Regions from separate parts of the Homo sapiens genome. Here regions 1 and 3 are each linked to region 2. A link is a loop called in an ENCODE intact Hi-C map of the cell type or tissue named here. Cell type or tissue: OCI-LY7. All regions are shown on one strand.

What was found. Hi-C counts contacts between places; a loop is a spot of excess contacts. Peaks named below come from ENCODE experiments on the same cell type or tissue, not always from the same donor. Only the 100,000 strongest peaks of a DNase experiment are listed, where the experiment ranks them.
Region 1: it touches region 2 in a loop (7-fold over the local background); 3 of 110 quality-filtered maps call a loop at or near these places.
Region 3: a loop joins it to region 2, with 2.6 times the contacts of the local background. A loop is called at or near these places in 4 of 110 quality-filtered maps.

Annotation. Positions count from the first base shown.
Region 1 is chr16:84,752,366-84,757,365 of GRCh38, reverse strand. All of the region lies in intron 4 of USP10 (ubiquitin specific peptidase 10), which reads right to left. Among named protein-coding and RNA genes, the nearest start is that of USP10, 55 kb to the right of the region's middle. In OCI-LY7, CTCF peaks have their summits at 2,595 and 2,795 (motif pointing left); a DNase peak (open chromatin) is centred at 2,815.
Region 2 is chr16:84,871,287-84,876,286 of GRCh38, reverse strand. CRISPLD2 (cysteine rich secretory protein LCCL domain containing 2) reads right to left here. Exons shown (of 15, transcript NM_031476.4): 9 at 3,779-3,845; 10 at 3,165-3,295; 11 at 2,324-2,367. Among named protein-coding and RNA genes, the nearest start is that of CRISPLD2, 54 kb to the right of the region's middle. In OCI-LY7, no CTCF peak of the experiment used is centred here; DNase peaks (open chromatin) are centred at 2,046, 2,495, 2,896 and 3,096; H3K4me3 peaks cover 737 bases; H3K27ac peaks cover 2,654 bases.
Region 3 is chr16:84,950,296-84,955,295 of GRCh38, reverse strand. No RefSeq gene overlaps it. Among named protein-coding and RNA genes, the nearest start is that of LINC02176, 25 kb to the right of the region's middle. In OCI-LY7, CTCF peaks have their summits at 2,680, 2,887 (motif pointing right), 3,949 and 4,155 (motif pointing left); DNase peaks (open chromatin) are centred at 2,935 and 4,135.

The sequences.
Region 1 (5,000 bases), 120 kb after region 2:
GTCCTCTTCCTTCTAACTGAAGAAGCGTAGGGAATAATTTCTGCTAGCTCTTCTTCTGTAGAAAGTAAAATATTACAGATTCTGTGGAATCTGTTTAATTAGACTAAGTTTGCAAAGCTCCTCTCTCTCTTAATATGGAATACCGAACTGGGCCTTGAAATAAATGAATAATGGATCAGTTACGAACTGAACCCCAAGCCTGCATGTGATGACACCCAGCAGAGATAGCACCTGTCATGTGAGGGACACTGTGCTAGAAGCTTTGTGTATATTATTCATAATTATCATAACCCTACTGTCAGAGATAGTTACCAACCCCATTTTACAGATGAGAAAACTGAGGTCACATAACAGCTGAAATGACCTGTGAACCTGGGTCCACCTGACTCAAGAGGTTGAGCCCTTTCCTCAATATATAAGGGGCTTCACTTAAAAATCCCTTTTATTCCAAGGTTTCAGATACTTACTTTTCCCCACAGGCTTAAAGTCTATTGACAGTGGATTTTTACATTTGTCTTTAAACCATATCATCACAACAGTCTATCATTTCTAGTGTGTGCCACAGAACAGCAACTAATGTCATTGCAGTGTTAAAAAGGTGCATTTTCAAATAACCATCAATGACGTAAAGGCATAGTGTCTCAAATGAAAACTCCAGCATGATTCCAACAAGGCTTTGCCATAGTATTTTTATATCAAATGACTTTTTTTTTTAAACCTAACCTTAAGACTCAAAGCCTGCTATCTTTCTAACATAGAAACCTTTGTTTTTTTGAGACAAGTCTTGCTCTGTCACCCAGGCTGGAGTGCAGTGGTGCAATCTTGGCTCACTGCAACCTCTGTGTCCTGGGTTCAAGTGATTTTCCTGCCTCAGCCTCCCATGTAGCTGGGATTACAGACGTGCACCACCACGCCCGGCTAATTTTTGTATTTTTAGGAGAGACAGGATTTCACCATGTTGGCCAGGCTGGTCTTGAACTCCTGAGTTCAAGTGATCCACCTGCCTTGGTCTCCCAAAGTGCTTGGATTACAGGCATGAGCCATGGTGTGTGGCTGAAACCTTTGTTAAATAACATGCTGCCTTTCGCTGAAGGCGAGTAAACCCCTGCTGAGCCCTGCCTAGGCACCGGGTAAGGAAGGCACAGAGATGAATGCAAGGTGGTCCTGCCCTAGGCAAGCTCGCAGACCAGTGAAGGGACGAACTGTGATGTCCCTGGCTCCAAACACACACTGTACAGGCTAAGCTGAAGGGGTGTTGGGAGATGGGGGGCGGGGGGTGGGGAAGGATGCTTAGCCCAATCCAAGGGCTGCAGAAACTCTGGGAAGGTCAGGGGTTGAAGCCACCAAATGGAAGCTGAGGAAGAACAGATATACTAGAAGGTTCTCACTGACTGGGGCAGCAGTGCTATCCAACTAGAGGAGGAATACAACAGATGAGCAGGTTATTTTTTGTTTAGTGTGGTAATGAGCTCAGTTTTAGAGATGTTAGTAAAAGATACCCAGATGACACCAGTAAATCGTATATGTATATTAAAAGACCAGCAAGTGACTGATTTTTTTTTTTTTTTTTGAGACAGTCTCACTCTGCCGCCCAGGCTGGAATGCAGTGGCACCATCCTAGCTCACTCCAACCTCCGCCTCTGGGTCTCAAGCAATTCTTGTGCCTCAGCCTCCCGAGTAGCTGGGACTACAGATGTGTGCCACCATACCCAATCATAATTATTATTTTAAAGACAGGATCTTGCTCTATTACCCAGGCTGGAGTGCAGTGGCGTGATTATGCCTCACTGCAGCCTCGACCTCCTGGGTTCAACAGATTGATAATCACACAAACATACGCACAGGTCCCCAGAGTGCAGGGCTGGAAGGGTAGAGAAGTGAGAAGCACGCAGGGGCAGCGTGTAGGAGTGGGGGCAGCGTGTAGGAGTGAAGACAGCAAGTGCAGGCTGCTCAGCCAGAAGCCGGGCTGAGGAAGGAGACAGGATCATGGGTGCAAGGAGCTAGGGATCCAGGAAGATGCAGCGAAGTTTCTGGGTGGGAGAAGGAGTGAAACAGCAACTTCAGTTTTCTTGACGATACGGAAGGAAAGGTCTTCTAGGGCAGAGTTAGGGCGAAGATGCCAGAGGTGGGTGAGACGGGGCTTGAACATGTTCATTCCTGTTTAGCACTGATACTGGAAGGAAATGAAAGCAGCCACCAGGGCCAGGCATACAAGATCTGCCTGAAACTTCCCTTCGTTGTTGACCCGTTCGAACAGACTCAAAAACACGCTTTATGACGAGGCTAACTCCACTCTTAAAAGGAAAGCATTGCACAGCCATCAAGAACTGGCTGCACTAAGCTCTGTCTGAAAACACAGCTCCTTTTTTTTTTTTTCTGGGACAAAGTCTAGAGACAGGGTTTTGCCACATTGGCCAGGCTGGTCTCGAACTCCTGGCCTCAAGCAATCCGCCTGCCTTGGATTCCCAAAGTGCTGGGATTACAGGTGTGAGCCACTGTGCCTGGCCTCCTTTCATGTTCTTAACTGAGTTAGGGGCCCAGAATAATCTGCATGGCCTGGAGGCTTGACCATTCAATCTCTATGCAATCAAAGGATACATAAATCAACTATAAACCGACTTTTTTCCCAGCATTTATTTGTGAGACAGCATGAACTAGTCAGACAGAAACCTTTAGTTTCTACATCAGCCATTCCCTTAAATCGATACCAGCTTCCAGTTTGCTTATTTTGAGGCGCAGGCAGGTTAAAAAGCAGTTTCAGTTTTTCTTGCACAGTATTAAAATCAAGTCTTCTAGCACCACCCAGTGGTTTGTTCAATAACTGCAAGGAACCTACAAAAGCGAACGAGCACAACCTCTGCAACAGCAGAACATACGTACGGGCCCTTGGGACGTGTACTAGGAAATGTACTCCACCAAGCTTTCCTTCAAGCCTTTGACAGTCTTTGAAAGGCCATTCTGGTACGACGTCGTTAAACGCAGAATAAACCTTTTCAGACTTGGAAAATACAGAAGAGACACGAACAACCTAGATTTTTCTTAATGATTATTCTGTTACTGTAGAAAAATTTTATCTAGTGGCAAGTCTTTCATAAACTAAAATACCGTATCATTCTGTTATTAATCTCTTATAATGATCCTAAATCCTAATCTCAGAGTAAGACCGACAGAAGGCACTCAAGATTCTCCACACTGTCTCCACAGTAGCTGACCTCATCACTGCCTACCTGATATTAGTGCTGTGTGCCTCCTTCTCTGGACAGGAGGCTCCTTAAAGACAAGACTCTCACACTTCAACTGCTCAACAAAGTCCGCACCATCTAAGGTAACAGGACTTGGTGGCCTTTTGTGTCCTCAGCCTGTTACTGCCATCCCTACTAGCTGCATGAGGCCTCCCCTCCTTGCTTTCTCCCCTCAACACCCCTCTGCCAATGATCACTTCTCCCTACAAACAGCTGCCATCTGTTCCTTTCTGATCTTATGCCTTAGACTACCCTGAAGGCAAGGCCAATCATTACTCCAACTAGACAGTGCATGGCATACAGTAAGTTCTCATTAGACAGTAATACAGGATCAATTAAACATCTGGAGATTAAAGTTGTTGGTTACGGCAAATGACTCCACTCATATTTGTTAGAAATGACTCAACAGACTTTAAAGGTCATTTAGCTCCTGGTCCAGAAAGTCTAAATGACAGCTCCTGAGAAGACGCACAGTAAAGGGCAAGGGCCCAGGCACACAAACCAGGAAGACGGGGGTTCGCGCCCTGGCTCTGCCACTTCATTCATTGTGCGGCAGATCACTCCGCACCTGGAACAGGTAAGGAGCTGCACCACGCTCAGCTATAGCAAAGATGAGCACGCATGTAAATACATAAGCAGACCACTCCCGGCATGACGGCCAGCTCAATACAGACATCAGAATCCCCCCTAGAAAATAAAGAGCTAATAGAGGTGGAAGGAGAAGGGAAAAGCAAATGAATTTATGTGAGAGTCTGAGAAAACCAACAACTTTCAGCATCCCAAGAGGAAATGTTAGCCCAACTTCCTTAAAATCTTGACAAGTTTTAAACATCTTGACATATTAAAGATATATTAATAAAGTTCTATTTCAGGCAACACTTTGGGAGGCTATGGCAGGAAGATCACTTGAGTCCAGGAGTTCCAAGATCAGCCTGGGCCACACAGTGAGACTCTGTTGCTATGAAAAATAAAAAATAAAAAATAAAAAAATTAGCTGTACATGGTGGTGCCTGCCTATAGTCCCAACTACTCAGGAAGCTGGGGCAGGAAGACCACCTGCGCCTGAGAGATCAAGGCTGCAGTGAGCTATGATCATGCCACAGCACTCCAGCCTGAATGAATGAGCAAGACCCTGTTTCTTAAGAAAAAAAAAATACGTTTTTAAAAAATAAAGCTCCATTTTAAGAGGAATGATTGTAAGAAATGAAGATTAAATACTTATTGTCAAAGATTTTCTCTTAAGATCCAAACACTCAAGAAACATTTAAGGTCCACTTTTGTAACATCTCACACGTACACTAAGCCTTCCATCCTGACTCATTTCGATAACCATCAACTGGAGGAGACACTAACGCTTTATGAAGTTCGTGAGCTCCTCTTCTTCCTCGCAGTGAAAAAAACAGGGGTGCAAAAGCAGTTCTAATTCCTCCTAAGACCAGACCGAATTATGTTCAAGTGAATGAATCCTATTGTTATCATGCAAAAGTCAGGTCTTACGGACAAGCCAGAACTAATACCACTTCCAAATTTCTAATATCACTCTTCGCTCTATTTAAATTCCTCTTTCAACATCAACATTTTCATTTACAATGTTATTCCTAGCCTAAAGTCCAATACGCATTCCAATTATGGAGGCTAAAAGAATAAAAATGAGGAAGGCGGGCCACCAAGGATAGAGGGCAGGCAACTTCTAGGTTGAAACTTGACCTGCATTCCAAAGTCATTGCCATTGGTGTATCTATTTTACCTTCTTTAAGG
Region 2 (5,000 bases):
CAGGTGACCCATCTGCCTGGACGTCTCAAAGTGCTGGGATTATAGGCGTGAGCCACCGCGCCCGGCCAGGTAAACTTTTTCTTAAAGGACCATAGAGCAAACATGTTTGGCTTTGTGGTCCTTATGTTTGATGTCAAGATTAATCAACTCTGCTGTTGTAGCAGAGAGGAGCTATAGATGATGTGGAATAGGTGTAACTGTGTTCCAATAAAACTTTATTTACAAAAGCAGGCAATAGGCAGGATTTAACCCATGAGTCATCGTTTGCTGAACCCTGCTGGTCCAGTCTGTCACTTGAACAGGCCATGGTTCTATATAGCTATCCAACAAAGGGGACTGGTTTAGTACATCAAGGGACTTCTATTCAATGGGGAGATCATTCACATTAGGTTTGGAAGAACATTTAAAGCAAGGGTGTCCAGGCCGGGTGCAATGGCTCACGCATGTAATCCTAGCACTTGGGGAGGCCCAGGCGGGTGGATCACCTGAGGTCAGGAGTTCAAGACCAGCCTGGCCAACGTGGCGAAACCCCGTCTCTACTTAAAAAAAAAAAAAAAAAAAAATTAGCTGGACATGGTGGCGGGTGCCTGTAATCCCAGCTACTCAGGAGGCTAAGGCAGGAGAATCACTTGAACCCATGAGGAGGAGGTTGCAGTGAGCTGAAATTGCGCCACTGCACTCCAGGCTGGGCGACAGAGAGAGACTCCATCTCAAAAAATAACAAAATAAAAAATAAAATAAAAAAAGCAAGGGTGTCTAATCTTTTGGCTTCCCTAGGCCACACTGGAAAAAGAATTGTCTTGGGCTACAGATAAAATATACTAACACTAATGATAGCTGATGAGCTACAAAAAAAAAAAAAAAAAAAAAAAGTCCATGCATAAATCTCATGTTTCTCATGTTTACAAATTTGTGTTGGGCACATTCAGAGTCGTCCTGGGCTACATGCAGCCCATGGGCTGTGGGTTGGACAAGCTTGATTTAAAGGCACAGAAATATATTCCTGACACACACACACACACACACACATATGTATATATTTTTTTGAGACAGGGTCTTGCTCTGTCACCCAGGCTGGAGTGTAGTGGCATGAACATGACTCATTGCAGCCTCAAGTTTCCAGGCTCAAGCAACCCTCCCATCTCAGACTCCGAAGTAGCTGAGATACAGGTGTGTGCCACCCTGCCCAGCTAATTTTGTGTGTTTTTTGCAGAGACAGGGTCTTGCTGTGTTGCCAGGGCTGGTCTCAAACTCCTGGGCTCAAGCAATCCTCCCGCCTCAGTCTCCCAAAGTGCTGAGATTACAGGTGTCAGCTGCTGCATCAGCCAGACACATAATTATTTAAGAAAAAAATTAGGTTACCAAATTGTATGTAACTCCATTTCAAGTTTTAAAAGTCATCGATGTATATATTACCAATGTACATACTTTGAATATGTAGAGAAAACAAACTGGAATATTTGCCAAAGTGTTCACGATGGTTATCTCTGGCTGCTGGAATTTAGGTCATCACTACAAAAAAATGTTCCACTCCGTGTTTAAATTATCTGGAATAAACAGGCATTCTTTTTGCAATAAGAAAAAAAACTACTACATATTTTAATAAAGATATCTAACTAGAACTTTTGCATGAGGGCAAATGATAAGAGTTGCTGTCCCAAAACAAAGGCATGGTCTGCCGGCAGAGCTCCGGGGAGGAAGCTGGAATGGCTCCTACATCCTTGCTTGCCTGAGATTATTCTAGTCAAGGGCACAGTGTGGGCAGCTATGATCCATCCCTTCACTTCTGGTTGGAGTGTGCTCGCCCATCGTGCATCCCACCTTCCAAATGAACATACACTAAGCAATGTAAAAAGCTGGGCCAGAGATGGCAAGTAAGTGCCACACACTTCCCTTCACTTCCCTCTCTTGCTCATGGCAGACATTACTAATCTATCAAGCTCTGTTTTCCACTAAGCCCAGATGGAGGCCTCAGAATCCTTCTTAACACAACACTCCAGGTAGCCATTACCAATCGACAGAAAGTGGCACTCCCAGTGAAACCTCTCAGCCACTTTAGCCCCAGGCATCAGTATGTCTGTGACATTCAGCTGGCAACCTCAGCCCTGTGTTTCTGGTTCAGTGATCTCAGGCCAATTTCCAGTCCAGATATTCTTAGAAGCTGGTTAAAGAGATGACGTCTTGAAAAAGGCTTGACAATGATGAGAACCATAATGTTCACACGCATGATAAACATTAAATCAGCGACTAAAGGAAGTGAAATTTCCAGGAAAATCTGAGATAACCCAGGTATTATGGTCGCAAAAGAGACTGGCTAGCTTACCTTTCACTTTTGACACCATGAATGAGCTGGAAGGTTTGTATTTGCTGTTTAAAAAAAAAAAAAAAAAAAACGGGCATTAGGTAAATGCAAATAGAATTGCTTCTAAAAGTGAACGCTTGCTCCTATACTTATCTTATTTGCAGTCTCGACTTCACACTTTTCTACTTGTTTCCTATCAGCCTGAGAGCTCTTAGAATGTTCTAGACCAGGGCATCTTAACTTTTTTTGTACCAAGGACTCTTCTGGTAGCCTGGTGAGGCCTATAGATCCCTTCTAAGAATAATGGTTTTCAAATGTATAAGATAAATTTAATCTAACCACAGCTGCAAAATAAAGAAATTTTAAGAAGATAAATTTAAAACATTACAAAGAAGTTATTATTAATATCATGATCAAATTATAAAAACACATTTGCATTAGAGTTAGAGCTGTGGGTTTTTTTTTTGTTTTTTTTTTTGTTGTTGTTGTTTTCTTTTTTTTTTTTTTGAGACGGAGTTTTGCTGTGTTGGCCAGGCTGGAGTGCAGTGACACTATCTTAGCTCACTGCAACCTCTGCCTCGGCCTCAAGCGGTTCTTCTGCCGTAGCCTCCTGAGAGTAGCTGGGATTACAGGTGCCTGCCACCACGCCTGGCTAACTTTTGTATTTTTAGTAGAGACGGACTTTCACCATGTTGGTCAGGCTGGTCTTGAACTCCTGACCTCAGGTGATCCACCTGCCTCTGCCTCCCAAAGTGCAGGTGTGAGCCACCACGCCCGGCCTGTGTGGTATTTTTCAAAATTTCAACAACACCGTCATAAACAGGAAAACCGTTTCACAGAGCCCCGATCACAGAGTAGTTACCTGAGGGACTGCACGCCGTGTCTCTCAGACTTCACGAAGAAGGGGACCTTCCCGTTCCTGGTGATATCCACCAGGCCTCCCTTGTCATCCAGGATCCCGTAGTGGATGGCGGCGCGGCATATGCTAGACGACTGGCGGGAAGGGAAGAGAAGACCAGAGGCACATTCTCAACCTCTGTCAGCAAGTTTCACCAGAAATACCCAAACATTTGTCCTCAACTCACTAAAAGCCTGAAGGACAGGCCAAAGCTCACTCTGCTCCTGCCTCTCGCCTCTGTCTGTAACCACATATTTGTTCCTGGGGTTGCTTACCTTAAAAACTCATCTGAGTTGCTTTACAAACTAAGAAGAGTGACAAACATCCCTTTCTCCCTGCTCGGTCCAGTGTGTGAATGCTCAGTCTAAGACGGAGACTGGCCTTCAGGAGGATTGGTCCCCGAAAGTGGCTTTGCTAGTTTGTAAGCCCATAAATATACACCCGCCCCAGTTCTAGAAATGCCAGGTTTGACTAAGGAGTGGAAAGAAAATCTTTTCCTACTAAAGCCAACCACCTGCTTTAAACATATGCAACAGGATCCCACACAAGCCATTGAGAGGAGGACTGGCCACACTCACGCTTTCATAGAACAGAGTTCCAAAGATCTTCGCCTTGTGGTTCAGGCAGCCTGCTGGGCACTGGTACCTGACGAGGAAGAAATAAAATGATGTTCAGAGATAAGCACGTTGATTACATCTCACAATGAGTTTATCATTTTTTTCATCGATGGCTCTATTACTAAATATAGAAAAGCTTCATTCATGTGGATTCCATTGTTTTTGGACAAGTCAGACTTTACCCAGGCGCAGACTGATTCACGCAAGCACAATACAGTCGTCCCTCGGTATCCGTGGGGGATTGGTTCCAGAACTTCCCTAGGATACCAAAGTCTGCAGATGCTCGAGTCCCTTATGTAAAGTGTCCTAGTATTTGCGTATAACCTTTGCATCTTTTCCCATATGCTTTAAAACATCTCTAGATTACTTATAATACCTACCACAAGGTAAACGCTATGTAGATAGTTGTTACACTGTATTGTTTTTAAAATTTGTATCAGTTTTTTATTATTATACTGTAATACCACACACTTTTTAAGAAATATATTTTTGATCTGCAGTTGGTTGAATTTGAGGTTGGTTGAATCAGAGGCCGGTTGAATCCACAGAAATAGAAGGTCAACCATAGTCTTTTTTTTTTTTTTTTTTTTTTTTTTTTTCTCATTTGAAAAAAAACAAGGCCAGGCACAGTGGCTCACACCTGTAATCCCAGCACTTTGGGAGGCCAAGGCAGGTGGATCACCTGAGGTCAGGAGTTCAAGACCAGCCTGGCCAAGATGGCAAAAACCCATCTCTACTAAAAATATAAAAATTAGCCGCGTGTGGTGGCAGGCACCTGTAGTCCCAGCTACTTGGGAGGCTGAGGCAGGAAAGTCACTTGAACCCTGGAGGCAGAGGTTACAGTGAGCAAAGATCGTGCCACTGCACTCCAGCCTGGGCAACAGAGCAAGACTCAGTCTCAACAAACCAACAAACAAACAAACAAAACCCCAAGAAAGAGTCTGACTCCATCACGCAGGCTGGAGTGCAGCAGCGCAATCACAGCTCACTGTAGCCTCAACTTCCTGGGCTCAGGTGATCCTCCCACCTCAGTCTCCCAAGTAGCTGGGACTACAGGTGTGCACAACCACACCCAACTAATTTTGGGGGTTTTGCCATGTTGCCCAGGCTGGTTTCGAACTCCTGGGCTCAAGCAATCCACCCACCTTGACCTCCCAAGGTGCTGAGGTTACAGGCACAAGCC
Region 3 (5,000 bases), 79 kb before region 2:
ACCATCTCAGCTCACTGCAGCCTTGCCCTCCCCGGCTAAAGTGATTCTTCCACCTCAACACCCCAAGTAGCTGGGACCACAGGTGTGCACCACCCTACCTGGCTCATTTTTAAAAATTGTTTTTGTAGAGATGGGCTCTCGCTATGTTGCTCAGGCTGGTCTTGGACTCCTAGCCTCAAGCAGTCTTCCTGCCTTGGCCTCCCAAAGTGCTGGGATTACAGCATGAGCCCCACGCCCGGCCAGGGTTGATTTTATAATAGCTTTGTAGTGGCAATCAGGAAGAATCTGTCACCCAATTAGCAGCCAGAATGGAGCTGTGTCAGCAGATGTTTGGGAAAAGGGGCGAGAGGACTGACGTGGCCTGAACCCCTCCTCTGTGCCAGCACTTTCCGCACAGGCTGTCACCAAGTCCCAGCCTCTCCCCTGAGAGGCAGTTAGACACACACCTCACCTGTAGGCAGCCGGAGGTCCACGCAGCTTGGAGTCAGCCTGGAGTTCCCGTCCCTGCTCAGGTCCCCAAGGGGCGTCAGTTCATCTCAGAGAGCCTCAGTTTCCCCATCTGTGAACTGGGGATCACAGGCCCAGTCTCACAGGTGGTCACGAGGATTAGGAATCACATCCCAGGAACGGCCACATAGGAGCTCAAGAAAGATGACGGGTGGATTTTCGACGGGTTCTGTAACAAATGTCCACAGACTTAGCAGCTTAAAAACCTCATTTGTCATTTACGGTTCCACAGGTCAGAAACCCAGCCTCAGTCTCCCTGGGCTTGGGTCACGGTCAACAGGGCTGGTAACTTCTGGGGGTTCTGGGGGAGAATCTGTTTCCCTGCCTTTTCCAGCGTCCAGAGGTCACTGGCATCCCATGGCTCCTGGCCGCTTCGTCCACCTTCAGAGCCGGCAATGTTGCATCTCTGCTGCTGCTTCGGTAATCACAGCACCCTCGGAAAGGTTCTATCACGGCTCCCTCTGACCACAGCTCAGAAAGGTTCCACCACGGCTCCCTCCGACCGCAGCTCAGAAAGGTTCTCTGATTCTAAGGACTCGTGTGACTCGATTAGGTCCACCTGGATGACCCGGGTTACCCTCCCTATGGCAAGGTGCCCCTTGCCCCACCTGCAAAGTGCCTTTTGCCACGTCAGGTAACCTGCACAGGTTTGGGGAATTAGGGCGAGCTGAATCGCCGAGCTCATCGGGCCACAGGTGAGTTGAGTTGAATTCTGGAAAGCAAGGGAGGCCTGGGCTGGCCTCTGGCGGTTCTTTTTGGAAGAAGAAGATTCCACTAAAACCAGCTCATTCTAGGACCACTTCCCATCTTTCTGCTGTTTTTGACTCTTTTCAAAGAGGCCCTGTCTAGCCAAGGAGACTGGGTCACGTCTGCCAAACCTTTGCTTCAAAATAAACCCTACTAGGAAATTTCCATGGGACTGGGCCCTTTTCTTCCCCCACGGACCTGCTTGAAGTTCAAAACCTGGCGGGGCTTCTGTACAAAAGGGCACCGGTCATTACGCGGCCCTGAGAGCAGGTTTTCTGTTGTTGTTTGTGTGGGTTTTGTTTGCTTTCCCCGTCTCCATCTCTCCACCCGGTGGGGTCGTAGCAAGATGGTCACCTCTGTCACCTCCCCCAAGTCCCTCTTGCAGCCGCCTCCTTGCTGTTTGCCTTTCTGTCCCCAGGGCTGCATCTTGCACGTGTCCCCTGTCTGATTTCCACTGTGGTCAGGTCACGTGTGGCTCTGGGAATTCCAGGAAAGCCTGGCTTTCAAGACCACTGTCTCATCAAACACTTAAACCTTAAAAACCCTTATTTTGATGCTCAAAGCTGAGTGTGGATTCCTCTGTACCTGTTCTCTTCCCTGAGCAAGAAGCCTCATTTTCAGAGCCTGGTCGTGATAGGAGAAGAGGTGCTGGGGGCCCCCAAAAGAAACTTCCGGAGCTATTTCATAACATCCTTTGCCTGTAGACGTAAAGCCAGCAGCCAGCAAGTGGCAGTCCATTCATGGGACACAGCCCTCTCCAGGAATCACTAAGCTCATATTTGCTGCTCTGTGCTGGGGCTCTCTGGAAGGACAAAAGACACCAGCAATGTGGAAGGGAAATGGGGCTTTGGGATGGGAGGGGACTTGGTTTCCTGACCCTTTTGCACCGTGACACTGGACATGTGTCTGAGTGTCTTTTACTGAAGGAGGAAACATTCCTTCTCTTGCCTCTTTCCAGAAAAGGTCAGGTGGCTCAATTCATCCTGTCTGAAATGAAGAATGAAACAGTTGGTGGTGGTCTTTTGCTGGCAGGCTGTACTTTGGGAAGTCCCCAGGCCATGGCTGATAAGGGCCTGCGGCCTATGGTGCAGTCTCAAGCAGAGAGAGGCCACAGGCATGTGAGGGAGGCCCTGGCCTTGGGGCCCCCTTTGTCTGGCTGGTGGAGTTTATCTCCCTTCCCAGATGAGGCCAGGAGCTGTGGAGTCAGCTCCTGGCCTCTCTGCCCATTGGCTGGCTGTCTGCCTGGGGCCTGAGATTCACCAGCCCTGCACGAAGATTAAGGGGATCAGGATTCCATCCCCTCCCCTTGCTCAACCTCTGAAGTCAGGTCCCAGCCAGGCACCCATTGGAGAAAACCCAGGCTAGCCAGACCTTCTGCCGTCTGGGTCAGCTCCGTGTAGCGCTGGCCTGTCTGTCTGGTGTCTCCTGGAGAGCATGACTTGGTGGTGTGCCATCTCAAATGTCTCCCGCCAGCTGCAGACTTGGTTATTGCCTTTTGTGAGCGGTGTTCACCCAGCGTTAATGGAATGGGCATTCTCTGAAGGGCTGCAAGTAACACTTAGAACCAAGCCCAGGACTGGCCGGGCAGCAATGTCTGCAGCCTGGAGCTGCCCATGTATGTTAAGAGTGTCATTCCCTAAAAGGCCACCAGAGGGTGCTGCTCAGAGCCACATCGCGACAAACCCTCTATGGCTCCTTATGGCTCTCAGGATGAGGGCTGGGGCTCACAAGCCGGTGTACAAAGTTGTGAATGATCTGGCCGCTGACCTCTCCAGCTCCATCTTATTCTCCTCCGTGCTATGTGTTCCAGCCACGCTGGCTTCCTCACAGTTGCTGGAAAAGATTATTTCCTGCAGCCGCAGGTCTTTTGCACATGTTATGCCCACTTCTTTTTTTTTTTTTTTTTTTGAGACGGAGTTTCGCTCTTGTTGCCAGGCTGGAGCGCAGTGGTGCGATCTCGGCTCACTGCAACCTCCATCTCCCAGGTTCAAGTGATTCTCCTGCCTCAGCCTCCCAAGCAGCTGGGATTACAGGCGCCCGCCAGCACGCCCAGCTAATCTTTGTATTTCTAATAGAGATGGGGTTTCACCATGTTTTCCAGGCCAGTCTCGAGCTCCTGACCTCAGGTGATCCACCAGCCTTGTCCTCCCAAAGTGCTGGGATTACAGGCATGAGCCACCGTGCCCAGCTAATTTTTGTATTTCTAATAGAGATGGGGTTTCACCATGTTGTCCAGGCTGGCCTTGAACTCGTGACCTCAGGTGATCTGCCTGCCTCATCCTCCCAAAGTGCTGGGATTACAGGTGTGAGCCATTGTTCCCGGCCCCGCCCACTTCTTAGAAGGCTGTTCCACTCATCTTCACCCAGAGAAGTCCTAGTCACCCTTTAGGCCTTACCTGAAACACTGGTCCCAGAGTGAGGGGCCTTTCTAAACCCCTCCTTGAAGTCACTGGACCCTGCTCGACATGCTGGAGCCCAGCATTCTCCCTGCAGCAGGCGCCACCCATGCAGTGAAGTCATGAGTTCTGTCCTGGCTTGTCCACTGTCTGTCTTCACTGCTGGTTCCCTATGCCCTGTGCAGTGCCTGGCACCTAGGAGCTGCTCAGGAAGCTGTATTGCACTGGATGCTCACTGAACGCCACCTGGTATAGATATTAGTGCTGGGCACCAAATATTTCTGGTTGTCTCTCTTCTAGGCACCTGGTAGGATTAGACTTTCTGCCCCTTTTGAGGGGATGTGGCACGCATTGTCATTCTCCTACCTGTAGCCGGGAAGCATGTGAGCAGAAGAGACATGCGTCCCTGCCCAGGCTGGAGCATTTACTCACCAACGTGAGCGCCTCTGGCACGGCTGCTGGCAACCGTTGAGATGTGGCTACTCCCTGAGCTGGGGCCCCCTAGTGTCCATGATGAGCAGAACCCCCCGCTGGCCTCTGACACAGAGAATGAGCAAGGAACACATCCTTATTGTCTTCAGCCACTGGGATTTGGGGTTTGTTTGTCACAGCGGCACAATGTGGCCAGTCCTGACTGATACACCACCTGCTGCCCAAAGGCAGGAAAAGTGCAATCACCCTGGGGCCGAGCTGGCTTAGGGGGCCAAGATCTAGGAGTGCTTGAAGGTGGTCAGGAAGCAAAGGCTCTGTGGCAGCTGGGGGAAGGCTGGTGTGGCTGCAGCAGCAGGCGCTGGGAATGGGCCCAGACAGGTCACAGGGTCAGACCCTACTGGGCCCAGTAGATCATAAGGGTGTGGCTCTTTAGGTTCATACCATGCCTGGTCCAGCGCCCTCAGTTGGTGGAACTCATTGTTAAATAGCAATTAATAAATTGGCAATAGATTTATATAAATTTTTTAGAGATAGGGTCTTGCTCTGTTGTCCAGGCTGGAGTGCAGTGGAAAAATAATTTACTCCTAAGAAATTAATACAATTGATTTCATTTGTTATTTAATAATTTAATCAATGACTAAAAATTAATCAATTAAATAATAACTTGAGGTCTCAGAGAAGGGTTCTTTTTCCCCTTTCTTCATACACACGAAATATATTTTTCTACTTGGCCTGAAATTCCACCATTAGAGTAAAATTCCTCTGGCTTGTGAGGAATGGGTCCAGCTGAGGCAGGGGGTGAAGGGTGATGGGCACGGCACTCCAGAGGTTGTGCAGCTCGGTGGCCCTTAGGTGACATTTGAACAGAGACCAGGACAATGGGAGAGAGGGAGTCATGTGGGGCTCAGGAATGGTGTG